Linked DNA regions of Homo sapiens: region 2 is linked to region 1. The links are chromatin contacts, found by Hi-C or POLR2A ChIA-PET in ENCODE. All regions are on one chromosome and are shown on one strand. Each heading gives the region's core, a stretch centred on a gene start or an enhancer-like site at or near the end of the contact. The rest is flanking DNA. Distances are from core to core; before and after follow the strand shown. Region 1 holds the start of PATJ (PATJ crumbs cell polarity complex component). Region 2 has its middle 31 kb from the start of NFIA.

Evidence for each region. A loop is a pair of places that touch in the nucleus more often than their neighbours do. ChIA-PET counts read pairs that join two places held with the same protein, here RNA polymerase II (POLR2A). Pooled maps may share reads with other maps.
Region 2: a loop to region 1 is called in a map of tibial artery, with 7 times the contacts of the local background. The contact joins the enhancer-like site here to the promoter of PATJ in region 1. A Hi-C loop is called at or near these places in 8 of 168 maps with a recorded cell type or tissue (CD4-positive, alpha-beta T cell, OCI-LY7, Right ventricle myocardium inferior and 5 more) and 18 of 50 pooled maps. POLR2A ChIA-PET finds 5 or more read pairs at or near these places in 2 of 52 experiments (activated CD4-positive, alpha-beta T cell and activated T-cell).

The regions. Positions count from the first base shown.
Region 1 is chr1:61,741,230-61,747,555 of GRCh38, reverse strand. It overlaps PATJ (PATJ crumbs cell polarity complex component), which reads right to left and starts at 5,076. Exons shown (of 44, transcript NM_001350145.3): 1 at 5,001-5,076. It overlaps PATJ-DT (PATJ divergent transcript), which reads left to right and starts at 4,772. Exons shown (of 1, transcript NR_185910.1): 1 at 4,772-5,558. RefSeq lists a silencer at 4,615-5,324.
Region 2 is chr1:61,047,630-61,054,712 of GRCh38, reverse strand. No RefSeq gene overlaps it. Among named protein-coding and RNA genes, the nearest start is that of NFIA, 31 kb to the left of the region's middle. RefSeq lists an enhancer at 1-354. Within about 2 kb of position 3,917, at least 28 of the 41 ENCODE cell types and tissues checked have a DNase peak (open chromatin) inside an H3K27ac peak, as active enhancers do; they include heart left ventricle, sigmoid colon and tibial artery, where a contact is called at or near this core.

The DNA of each region.
Region 1 (6,326 bases), core at 3,827-6,326:
AGCAGGAGAATAACAGCTTACAGATTACAAGACACATTCTTGAACATTCTTTTCTTTCAACCTCGCCAAATCTCTGTAAGGCAGACCATTTGCAAATGGGACCAGATTCTGGAGGACCAGAATTAAATGACTTGTCAAGCGTTATATGGTAGGTGGACCCAATTCCTTGTCTCCAAACTTTACTGGCTGGACAGCTGTACGAACACAAAAAATAAGTGAGCTCTACATCTTCAGCATCGATCTATCCCACTGACTTAAAAGGAAGGGTATTGACAGGCACTAAATTTCTCCCCATTTGCACCGGAACCTAAAATAAGGGCTTTAAAAAAGGCATCCAAATCTACACAAAACCCTAAGGAAGAAAACATAGCAATGGTCATGCAAATACCAAGGTAGATTGGTCCCGTTTCTCAAAAAACTTACCAAGTTGGCTCACCAAGGGGAGCAAAGTCTTAAGTGAACAAATTAAATCCCACTTTGGCTTCCCCAACCTAATATATTCTTGTTAAACTTTAACAAAGCAAGTAAATTCAGCCTGCTGGCTCCTCAGTGTAAGGATAATTATTAAATGCTGTTAAGTAAAAATGCAATTGTAAGAACTAGAAAATGCTGAGTCATTGTCTCAGAATCACAAGGTTCTAAATGTGAATTCACTATGAGAACATATATACAGATTTTTCTCTTTAACTTTAAAAATGCAATCTGAAAGAAAATACATCCTAATGTTATTAGTGGTTATCTCTCAATAGTAGTCTGTGTACTTTTAGTTTCTTTTTTGAAAATTTTCTCCAATTTTTCTACAATGAATATGTTAGCTTTATAGTTACAGAAATATTAATGTATGGCTTAAACTTATTACGGTTTCATTAAATGCAGAATAGAGCTTAATTTTCTATTCAGCTTCAAACACAACTATTTTTCTGATGGGAAACCCATTTTATGTGACCTTGTGATATTGCATATTGGTTTTCATCCATGATTCCTGGTTTATAACTCCCATAACTCTTGTTACAGTCTTTTATTATACTGTTGGGGTGCTTTAAGTCTCAGAAGCAGTCCCCAGAAATATCTCTGACACTCTCCTGCCCCTCCTTTCATTCGCTCCTTTTTCTCCCCAAGGCAGGACTCTAATCTTCCCCTGCTTTTCCATCTTGAAGGTGGCTGTAAAGAAATTCTCTGGGCCAGAAGGGTGGCTCACGCCTGTAAGCCCAACACTTTCACAGGCCAAATCGGGAGGACGGCTTGGACCAGGAGTTCGAGACCAGCCTGAGCAATATAACGAGACACAGTCTCTACTAAAAATTTTTTAAAAGAGGCCAGGCGTGATGGCTCACATCCGTAATCCTGGCACTTTGGGAGGCCAAGTCGGGCAGATCTCTTGAGGTCAGGAGTCCGAGACCAGCCTGGCCAACATGGCAAAACCCTGTCTCTACTAAAAATACAAAATATATATATATATATTACCCAGTGGTGGTGGCGCACACCTGAGGTTGTGACGCTGAGCCAGGACAATCGCTTGAACCCAGGGAGGTGAAGTTTGCAGTGGGTGGAGATCGCGGCACTGCACTTCAGCCTGGGCAACAGAGTAAGGCTCTGTCTCAAAAATAAATAAATAAAATAAATGAATAAAAATTTTTAAAAAAAAAAATAATTGCCAGGCCCGGTGGTTCACGCCTGTAATCCCAGCACTTTGGGAGTCCAAGGCGGGTGGATCGCCTGAGGTCAGGAGTTCGAGACCAGCCTGGCCAGCATGGTGAAACCCCATCTCTACTAAAAATATAAAAATTAGACAGGTGTGGTGGCAGGCGCCTGTAATCCCAGCTACTTGGGAAGCTGAGGCAAGAGAAGCGCTTGACCCTGGGAGGCAGAGGTTGTAGTGAGCCAAGACAGCGCCATTGCACTCCAGCCTGGGCAACAGAGCAAGACTCCGTCTCCAAATAAATAAATTAATTAATTAAAATAAAATAAAGTAAAATAATTTTGGCTAGGTGCAGTGACTCACGCCTGTAATCCCAGCACTTTGGGAGGCCAAGACAGGTGGATCACTTGAGGTCAGGAGTTCGAGACCAGCCTGGCCAATATGGTAAAACCCTGTCTCTACTAAAAATACAAAAATTAGCCAGGTATGGTGGCACATGTCTGTAATCCCAGCTACTCAGGAGTCTGAGGCAGGACAATCACTTGAACCCGGGAAGTGGAGGTTGCAGTGAGCTGAGATCACCCACTGCACTCCAGCCTGGGCAGCGGAGCAAGACTCTGTCTCAAAATAAATAAATAAATAAATATTTAAAAAAATTATCTGATCTCCCTTGTCTGATTGTAGGTCATAAGACCCCCATAAGAAGGGGTCCTGCCCATACCCTGGAGGAAGGAATGCTACAGAGAGAGGCCAAGAAAAATCTGAACAGATAGGCATTGCTGGGTTTCCCTACCCCATGCTTCAATTATGTCTACTCAATGAAGTCTCCATAAAAAGCCCAAGAAGATGGGGTAGGGAGAGCTTCTCAATATCTGAACACATGGAGGTTCCTGGAGGGTGGCATGCCCCTTCTCATACCTCACCCTGTGCATCTCTTCCTCTTGTATCCTCTGTAATATTCTTAATAATAAACTAGTAATAAACCTAAATAAGTGTTTTCTTGAGTTCCGTGAGCTGCTCTAGCAAGTTAACCAACCCAGAGGAGGGAGTTATGGGATTCCCAATTTATAGGTGGTTAGTCAGAAGCCGGGGTAAAACAATCTAGGACTTGTGATTGGCATCAGAAGTGAGGGCAGTCTTATGGGATCTGACACTATCCCCAGGTAAATAGTTTCAGAATCGAACTGTTAGATGCTCAGCTATTGCTTGATGCAGAACTGATGGGCCCACACATTTATTTGGTCACAGAAGTCCTCAGTGTTGACTGTAGTGGTGTGAGAGCAGAGGAAAAAGTTTGTGTTTTTTCTCTTACTCCTAATAGGATCTGGACTAGTAAGGGCAAATCTCTTCAGAACTCATTTTATAAGTTCTATCCATAAGTATTTCCATATTTATTAACTTTGTTATTATCTTTGTGAAAGTTGCAGATACCAGGTCAAAATCACTTTTTGTCAAACCCAAACAAACTAGAGAGCCTGAGGGAGAAAGCTCATGCTTGCAAGTCTGAGATAAAGATCGGTCTCAAGAAGGAACTAAAATAACCACCCAAGAAATTCTTTCTTTAGGAATGCAGTAATTCAGATAAGATAAGATAAGATAATCTTTTTTCCTTTTTTTTTTTTTTTTTTTTTTGAGACAGGGTTCTTGCTCTGTCACCCAGGCTGGAGTGTAGTGGTGCAAACACCACTCACCACAGCCTCCATCTCCTGGGCTCAAGCAATTCCCCTGCCTCAACCTCCCGACACACCTGACTATTTAAAAAGCTTTTTCTGTAAAGACAGCCATGTTGCTCAGGCTGGTCTCCAACTCTTGGCCTCAAGCGATCCTCCTGCCTAAGCCTCCTAAGTAGCTGAGATAACAGGCATGAGGCAGGTTGCCAGGCCTGATAAGATGCTCTCCATAACACCTGCCCAGTAATGGCATCTTCAACAATGGCCAACTCTGGCTTTCAGTCTGCAAAACCAATAAACTCTGTTTTCACGCAGCTTATCTGCACTTACTTTGCCAATAAAAGTTTCCTTTTACCCTCCCCTCTTCCATGCATATATGGCTTGCCAGGCCTGTGCACCTCGGGCTATAACGCTCATTTCTCATTCCCAAATAAATTCAACACATTTGGAGTGTTTTGTTGTTGTTGTTATTGTTAACATCTTAAAGGCCATTAGGGGCCCTAAAAACATCAAAGCTCACTTTAGCTAAAAGGCTCAATCTCACCTAACATTTTCTAATGCTGCAAACAGATTTAAGTTTTTAACCGCTGCCCCTGCCTCCACTCCTTTCAAATAGATGTGTGCAAATTAATTTGCAGCCAATAGGAATTTAGCCCAGAATGTGGTAGTATCATCCTCAGTGGAACCGACATTGTCCTTCTGGGTTTCCAAAGGCTTCTGCCTTCCTTTAAGAAACACTTGTCGCGCACCTACCAATAGCCAGACCCTAAATGCAGTCGAAAAATAAGGCCCTGAAAGGGGCACCCTCTAAATGGCAGAGGCAAGCCAGTAAACAACCAACTGGAATTCAAAGTGACAAGAGCCACTTGGAAATATGACAAAGTGCCAAGTGAAGGGGTGTTCACTTAATTCGGCCTGCGTGCGGGACGGCTGGGGCGCTTTGGAGAGTGGGAGTGATCTGAAAATGCTTTCCTGAGCTTGATTTAAAAGCAGGAGTCCAGGAATTTCCCCTAAGGCTGGAAGCACTTTCCGACAGAACCTCCCCATCTACGCAGCAAGGCTGGCAGAGCCCAGGGCCTGACCGCTGGCTTGGGAACCTCCGCTACGGGATGACCAGGCGCCGCGACGCGGCCGGGCCCAAGTCGCCCCCTCAGCCCGGCTCTGAGCACCCCCTCCTCTTTGTCCCCTCACCCCGTTCCCTCCTTCCACGGCCACCGATGGAGGGAAAGACTCCGCCCAGCTCTGGGAGCGAAACAGGGGCACCGATCTGGGCGCAAAATAGGATCCGTGCCACCCCCGAATACCAGTGGGCCGAGATTCGAGGCCCGAAAGGCCTGGGGAGGCGGGGCGGCGCCCCTCCCTGCCCGCGGCCTCGGCGAGCCCTGCGCGGCGGGGCGGGGACCACCGTGGGGTCACCCGGGCCCGACGCAGGAGGACGGCGCCCCCGCCCCGCCTCCCGGGTCAGCGCGGACGCACGCCGCGGGCGCCCCATCCTCGCCGCGGCCCCTCTGAGCGCCCGGCGGCGCCCTCCACCTCCGGCTCCCACCCACTCCAGGCGGGCGGGCGGGGAGAGCGCGGGGGCAGGGCAGGCAGGCCCGGGAAGCCCCGAGGGAGCTGCCCCCGGCCGGCCTCCAGGCGCGGGGACACCCAGGGGCGAGCGCGCACTGCACAGCCGGGACCTCACGCTTTACCTGGTGCGCTGGAGGAGCAGGTGGGAGCCCGGGTCGGGCGGGCTCGGTGTCGGCCCTGCCTCACCTGGGCGGAAGTGAGAGGCCCAGGGTGACCGCGCCTCACCTGGCAGGCCCTCCCCTCGCCCCGACTCTCCCCGCCCGGGGCGGGGCACCGGGGTGGCGCAGGGGGCGGGGGAGGGAGCCCGGGGCCGCGGGAGGCGGGCTCCAAGGAGGGAGGACGGTTGCCCTGGCTGTTTACGTGCAGGTGAATTCCTACCGGGCGCGGGATGGCCAAGGGCCTGGGAAAAGTGGGCTGTGGGGGCGGGGTGGCGGATCAGACCGCGCGTGGTGGGGACAGCCGCCACTGACGGGGAGGGAGATCCGGACAGACCGGTGTGGTTGGAGGCCTGCGTGTAGAGCGAGACCCAAGATCAAGGAAATTGAGGAGGATATCGATGAAAGCGTTGGGTCAATCCGCTTAACACTTTGTCTTTTTGCCCCTTTCCTTTCCTGTTCTCTCATCCCTCCTTTGTTTTCTCTATTCGCTGACGCAAAATAAAATATTCTAAAACGTGTAAATGTGGGAGTCATTATTTTCTTCTCATTTAGTGGAAGAAAGAAATCCAGCAGTATTTGCCTGCTGTATGCTAGGTGCTAGCTTATGCAATGTCTCATTTACTCTCTGAAGAAACTAATGAGGAAACCGTGCACCCTGTAGGTTGACTGGCCCAAAGTTTGGAACACAGGCAAGGCATTTTGACTCTAACTACAGTGATGATTTCACTATACGTTAATTTTCTTTTATTTGTGATGTCACACCTTCGAGAAAAATATGTCCCGATAGCCTTCTTCCACTCCCTTTAATAACTTTAGGCTTTTGATGATAGGGGTTTTACTTTGCCTGATACAGTCCACACATTAACGATAAAGAGAATCAATCTTCAGGTATCTTATTCATAGAGTACATACAGTAATTGTTAAACACTGTGATTGATTGTGGGAAGATGTGTAAAATGGTATCCCTGTCCCCAGGAAGATGAGGAATAGATACAAAACAACTACAACATAAAGACTTTCAGGCGGGGCGCGGTGGCTCACGCTTGTAATCCCAGTACTTTGGAAGGCCGAGGCGGGTGGATCACCCGAGGTCAGGAGTTCGAGACCAGCCTGACCAATATGATGAAACCCCGTCTCTACTACAAATACAAAAATTAGCCGGGTGTGGTGGATGCGTAGTCCCCTCTACGCAGGAGGCTGAGGCAGGAGAATCACTTGAACCCAGGAGGCAGAGGTTGCAGTGAGCCAAGATCCTGCCACTGCACTCCAGCCTGGGTGACAGAGAGAGAC
Region 2 (7,083 bases), core at 2,668-5,167, 690 kb after region 1:
GGACGCCAAGTTTAGTGGGTTGCAAGACCCGGGGTAAAGTTCTCCATTAGTAGAAAGCATCTTGCTGAGAGCGCCGAGAGAAACATTCATTCATTCCAAGCGCTGGGCGTGAGCGTAGGACTCCACTTGATCAATCTTACACAATTTTCAAAATAATGAATAAAAATAGAAGAGGGTGTGCTACCTTCTCCTCCACCTGCCTGTCTCCCCCTTGCTCGCTTGTGGGGCCAGGGTGAGACTTTTTAGCAGGCAAGAACTCCCCACCCCATCTTCACTATCACACTCGCACACACCCCTTCGAAAGAGGCGCTGTATCAGAAGGGAAATCTAAGGTACTCATACTTCAAAAAATTTCGGGAGCCCAAATCTGGCGGGCTTCATTTCTCGTCTGCAGCAACCTGGCACCCAGAAGTCGCGGGCGCTTGGCCTCGGAGCTCCTCCCGAGACCTCCTGCGTCCGGGTGGGGACACAGTGATTACTGTCCCTGGCAGCCCGCGGACTTTCCCAGTTTCAGAGCTTTTAGGGGAATTTGAGAGCAAATAAATTCAATTCTGCTCTCCATCGCCACCCACCCGGACCACGGGGATCTTCCACTGCAGGCCCTGAGAGGGACTGGAGTGAGGGCGGGTGCAGGGACCGAGCCTGAGGCGCAGGAGCTGCTCGGCAAGGTCACGACCGCGAGGCTGCAGGAGGCGGCTGTGGAGCGCTGCAACCGGGCGCCGCCCTCTGGCTCGGTGGCTGACCCCGCGCCGCGCCCCCTTATCTGTCGCCCGCCTGGCACATCCCAAGGGGAAGGAGGGGGCGACGCGGCAGAACCGATCCTTACTTTCGTGGTGGCAGCTGAAACCCGCCGGGCTCCTGGGCGAGTTGTCCTGGATCAGATGCCCAACACAACTGAACTTTAAATAAACGGGTTTCCTGCGCTGCCCCCTCTCCCTAACGGCGACCTGTGAGAAACCTTTGTCGCCTTCCCTTTGCGTCTTTGAGCCCCGGGAACCTAGCCCGGACGGCCTCGTTCTCCACATTAATTCGTGGTCCACCAGTTCAGCAGCCTGTCCTCTCAGCTTCTTCTAGGGTGGCTTATAATGAAGGTAGCAAGTTCAATGTTTTCTTGTTTTTTTTTTTTTTCCTCCTGGAGGGAGGATTATGTGAATTTAAAATCTCCTAGGCATTCAAAACCAAAACCAAAACCAACCAAACAAAAACAAAAAACAAACATAAACCAAAAACAACAACAGCAACAAAAATACTGTCTTCACTTAAGTGGATAGCGGAGTCAATCCAAGCCTTCCTTGGGCTAGTCTTGCTCAGACAGTGGAGTTCCTGAATCTTTCAGGAAAACAGAGCCCCTTTCACCCACTTCTGGAGGGGGACTTAATAAGACTGCAATATATTACCATGTTTAAAACGTTTTGCAGAAGCAAGATTGCCTAAAAACGACCTGCTGGCGATACACGGGAAAGCAAATCCGCTTACAGAGAGGGCCCGATCTGGAGGAAGAGGGGAGAAGGCAGGACCCAGCCCCAATTAAAACCCAGCACTTTCCAATTTTCGAAACACAGCACTCAATGCTGTGGGGCTACAGGATGGAGTGGTGACGGCCCCTGGAGCTGACAGGTTGCAGACCTTCCGGGCTGTTCTTTACTGCTTACTGGAAGTCTTCAGACTTCTTTTGGAGTAACCGTTCCCCTTTTGTGTTTTGTGGGCATGTGTTTGCACCCTGAATGAAGCTTGTCCCCACACTTGAAGTGGATAGCTCTTGTTCTTTAACTGGCAGTGAGTGGCCCTAGAGTGGGAATGTTAGTGCCAGTGCAGACTAAGGTGTGTGTTTGTGCCTGGTTTGTTGTCTCGGGGAAACCACCACCTTAATTGTTTTGTGCTCAAGGTGCCTGTGTTTTTAAAGTGAACTCAAGGGAAAAACTGCAGAGTTTGCAAGTTTTGTGATTCCTCAGGCCAGGAGAGCCTGTGAAGGTCTCGGATCCCGGTATCTCTGGGGCGAAAATCATTAAAAGTATTTTGTGGAGAAAGCATAGCTTCCCAGCTTCATGAGGATAAGGCTGCTTTCTGTAAACCTTCAAACCACAGTGCACCAAGCCTCTACCCTCAACCCCTCTTCGAGAACAGAAATGCACTCCAAGCATTTCTGGTCTTCTTGTGGTTACCATGCCATTATGTAGCACCACCTGAAACTATCTCTTTGAATACTGATTCCAACTTTTACAAAGTTTCTTGCCCTTTTTTGCACCCTGATAAGTTGTACTTGTCCTATGTGTAATGCAAGCTTGCCTCTGAGCCCTTGACCTGCTGTCAACCCCGGAATAGGGAGTATTCTAAAGGTTACATTTTCGTCTTAAGGGATAAAAATGTTGCTTTCATCCTGTTTACCGAGGGTGCCCAGTACAAAGTGGGCAAAGTGGTAGGAAATGCGGTCTCTGGGCTTTGCCAGTGTCGGGAGGATAGTTCCAGCATATTAGTCCCTGTCTGCTTAAATGCCGACGTTAGGTACCCGGCATGTGATGTCCTGCGGTTGAGCCCTCTTACTCTTACTCATCAGGTCCCGGCTGCAGCGCTGGGAACGCTGGGCACACCTGCCGATTTTAAAGCAGCAAATTCAGTTCAGGCCACCGGGAGCGGGAGGGCTCGCTTTTCCGCTGGGGCTACCGCATGAAGCAAGTGCTTAAATTTTTTCCCTTCACAAAAGGGAAAAAACCATTTTGCTTAAATCTGTTTTTTCTTAGGACGCACTTAGAGACCAGGCCCGCCAATATTCCAGTTAGAGTTAACGCTACCAGAAATATGCAGTGCTTTAGGATTCCAACTTGGGACTCGTTGAAGACCAGAATGTTACAGTCAATCTCGCCTTTCTCTTTTTGTTTCCAACACCCTACTTTCCCTTCAGTCTCTTTCCTCTTCGGTGTTCTCTACCTCTTGAAATATAAAAGTTTAATAAAAACACCACCCTATTTTATTTTTTAAAATAAAAGTTGACACTAAATTTGAGAGCTAGTGTTGCAACTAAGCTCTTCGGAAGTTTACCCATCTGTTCCCCAAACCTTTGATGCCTGTAATGTCAACCACGATTGCTTCTTAAAATTCACTAAAAGAAGTCTTTCAGTAACTTTGAAAAAGTGTAATAAATGCTAATGGGGGGGAGGGAACTCCCAACTCTGATGGATTTTACCTTCTCGGATCAAGGAGCAGGACTCCAAGCAAAAGAATAAACTTTATGTAGTTTATTTTTAAACTATTCTATTTTCAGTAGCGATTTCTCTTCCTTAGCTAAATTACTCAGCTTTGCTCAATTCCACTTTTACCTTTCCCCACACGTCCTCACTGACTCAGCAATTGTCACCGAGTGAGACCCTAGGTAGTGGGAAGGAGGCCCCCACAGATATGCTCCCCGGCTAAAGCGCTCGATTGAAGATCTGAGAAAATATCTTCAGAAACTACAAATGGAGCAAATCATTTACCTAATTCACTCAAGAGCTTCCACGGGAAGGACTCTGGAGGATGAGTGTCCTCCTAATGCGGTGCTAATGAAAAGCCCCTTAGCCGGCTCTCCGGCCGAGCGCCGGACCGCGTCTGCTCGGCGTCTACGGCGGAGCGACCCTGGTTGGCGGCGGCCGCGCATTCCCCCCCCCACCTGCCCGAGGTGGCACGGCGGCCGCAGCGACTCCGGACGCCGCCGGGGCCACTCTCCGGAGCGCCGCCCTGCGACCCCGGACGCCCCCTCCCTGCCCCCACCCACCGGCGCGGGTCTTCCTCCCGCTCTTCCTCCTCCTCACCCTCCCCGGGGCTCTGTGTGGGGGGCTAGGAGGTGACTGGGGACGCTTCCTCGGTCGCGACTCCCGGTTCTCCGCGGCCTCCCGCCCGGGGGGGTTGGGGTTAAAATCTGGGAGTTCAGCTCTGCGGCGAAATCTCGGGTTCCCAGGGAGGGGCCGGAGGGAAGGAAGACCCCGCCGGGAGCGCGCCGGCCAGAGCCGCCCCCGCCCCGCGCGGCCGCTGTCCCGTGGGGAGGATGAAAGCGCAGGGCCCGGGCGGGGCCGCGGCGGCTCCAAGGGGCGGCGAGTGCGGGGCGGGGACTGCGGCGCTCGCGGTGACCGGGCCCCCCTTCCCAAGCCGCAGCTCCTGGCCCTGCAGGTGCACCCCCAGCCCCCTTTTAGGCCCCTCCGTGGAAACCGCCTTCCGGCCCAAGTTCTATCCTTTGAGGCTTTGAACCAGGCCTTTCAGAAGTTTTTAAAGCTGCCCCGCCCCGCCGGCACTCACGGGGGTCACAGTCCCCCATCCCTCCACCTCCGCTACAGCTGCCGGCGAAGCGGGTGCCGGGAGGAAGCGGAGTGGGGGCCAGCGGGCCGGCCCGAGGGTCGGGGACCGAAGCGCCGCCCCGGAGCGCCAAGCTCGGCCCCAGCGCTTGGAGATCGCGCCGCGTAGCCCGACCTCGGAGGAAGCGCGGGCCCGCCAGCCCCTGGAGAGGGGAGGGCAGGGGGGCTGGGAGAGGAAGAGCGCGCGGGGAGGGGGGCATGTCCCCATCACCGAGGTTCCTGCGCTCAGTTCAAGCCAGGGGACAACTTAAATTGGCCTTCAGGGGAGGCAGCTGGTGACCCGTGTCCTCGCCCTCCAAATTCCCCTGAGCGAAGCAGGGCGCCACCTACAGGCGAGCTCTAGATAGCAGGCAGGAGAAAGACGCGCCTGCAAAGTAATGTGGCCCCGTCCCAGCAAGCCTAGCAAGGCCTGTTGTGTCCACAGCCTCCTCTCAGCTGCCTGAGCCTGTACCGAGTTATAGGTCCGTTGGCAACAGCAAGAGCCCTGAGGGCACTCAGCGTGTGCTTTTGGGGAGTGGAGAACTGGGTGTTAATTTCAGGAATTGGGGGATTCCAGTATCAAAGAAGTAGCAGCTCTGATTGGACAGGCAGGTTGCACCCTGACAATTTTGGCTGCACTTTGACTCCAGTATCTCGACTCCAGGCTATTTTCATGGGATGCACTACGTTTCCTTGAGAATAGCTGTGTAACCTTGGGCAAGTTACTTTATCTCCCTGAGTCTCTGTTTCCTCATCCCTCAAAAGAGGGAATAGTGGTACCTGTCTGATAGAGTCATTGTGAGAATTTAATGAGATGATGTAGGTAAGAAGCTGTAGGTGCCTTCTAAGGAATTTTCACCTATTTCTTTTTTAAAAATAGTTTTTAATTATTTATTTATTTATTTTGAGTCGGAATCTCTCTCTGTTTCCCAGGCTGGAGTGCAATAGCGCGGTCACGGCTCACTGCAACCTCTGCCTCCCTGGCTCAAACAATTCTCCTGCCTCAGCCTCCTGAGTAGCTGGAACTACAGACACGCGCCACCATGCCCGACTAATTTTTTGTATTTTTTAGTAGAGACAGCGTTTCACCATGTTGGCCAGGCTGGTCTCAATCTCCTGATCTCAGGTGATCTGCCCGCCTCGACCTCCCAAAGTGCTTGGATTACTGGGATTACAGGCCTGAGCCACCGCACCCAGCCAACTTTCACCTATTTCTAATGTGAAAACCCATCTTTTATTCTAAGAAATCTAACTTGTAAGACTGTTTAGCTTCTTTCTGTTCCTTGAAGATTAGGGCCTTAGAGGAAGTGGGAGAGAGCTAAGAGGTTTCAGTGTTTGAGTAGGAAACAGGATGGGTTATGGGGAGTTTTGATAACTAGCTTATCTCCTCATAGACAACGGCTGTAGGCCGGGTGCTGTGGCTCACATCTGTAATCCCAGCTCTTTGGGAGGCCGAGGTGGGCGGATCACCCGAGGTCAGGAGTTCGAGACCAGCCTGGCCAACATGGCGAAACCCCATCTCTAATAAAAATATAAAAATTACTTGGGCGTGGTGGTACATCTGTAATCCCAGCTTCTCAGTAGTCAAGCAGGAGAATCACTTGAACCTGGGAGGTGGAGGCTGCAGTGAGCCGAGATCACACCACTGCGCTCCAGCCTGGGCAACAGAGTGAGACTCTGTCTCAGAGAAAAAAAAAAAAAAAAAAAAGACAATGGCTATGTGGTGGCTCAAGCCTGTAATCCCAGTGTTTGGGAGGTGCGCGGGTCACTTGAGCCCAGAGGCTGGAGACCAGCCTGAGCAACACAGAGAAACCCATTTCTACAAAAAAAAAAAAAAAAAAAAAAAAAAAAAAGCTGGGCGTGGTGGCCCATGCCTGTAATCCTAACTACTTCGACAGCCAAGATGGAAGGATGGCTTGAGCCTGGGAGGCTGAGGTTGCATTGAGCTGAAATGGCACCACTGCACTCCGGTCTGGGTGACAAGCTAGAACTGTCTCAGAAACAACAACAAAACGAACCAAAAAAACCAAACAACATCTTATATTTGTGGATGACTTACTATTACTATTTACTATTTTTATTATCATTTGCCTCTATTAAATGATTTAATTATCATTTTCACAATCTCATATGGTATACATTATCCCTATTTATTTATTTATTTATTTAAAGACAGGGTCTCTCTCTGTCACCCAGGCTGGGGTGCAGTGGCACAATCATAGCTCACTGCAGCCTCAAACTCCTGGGCTCAAGGGATCCTCCTGCTTTGGCCTCCCAAAGTGCTGGGATTATGAGCATGAGCCATTGCGTCTGGCCCATTATCCCAATTTTAAAGATGAGGAAACAAAGACATGGGGATGCAAGCCATAGTTGCTGTATTTTTTCTGCTTTTAAAAATATTTTTTGGCAGGTCACAGTGGCTCACGCCTGTAATCCCAGCACTTTGGGAGGCCAAGGCAGGTGGATCACCTGAGGTCAGGAGTTCGAGACCTGTCTGGCCAAAACAGGGTGAAACCCTGTCTCTACTAAAATACGAAAATTAGCAATTAGCTGGGTGTGGTGGTGGGCACTGTAATCTCAGCTACTTGGGAGGCTGAGGCAGGAGAATTGCTTGAACCCAGGAGGTGGAGGTTGCAGTGAGCTGACATTACAGCACTGCACTCCAGCCTCGGCGACAGAGCCAGATTCTGTCTCAAAAAAAAAAAAAAATTTTTTTTTTTTTACTCTAGGAGCCCTAGATCTGTATTTCACTATATTTCAGAATCTACCTTTTTTTTTTTCT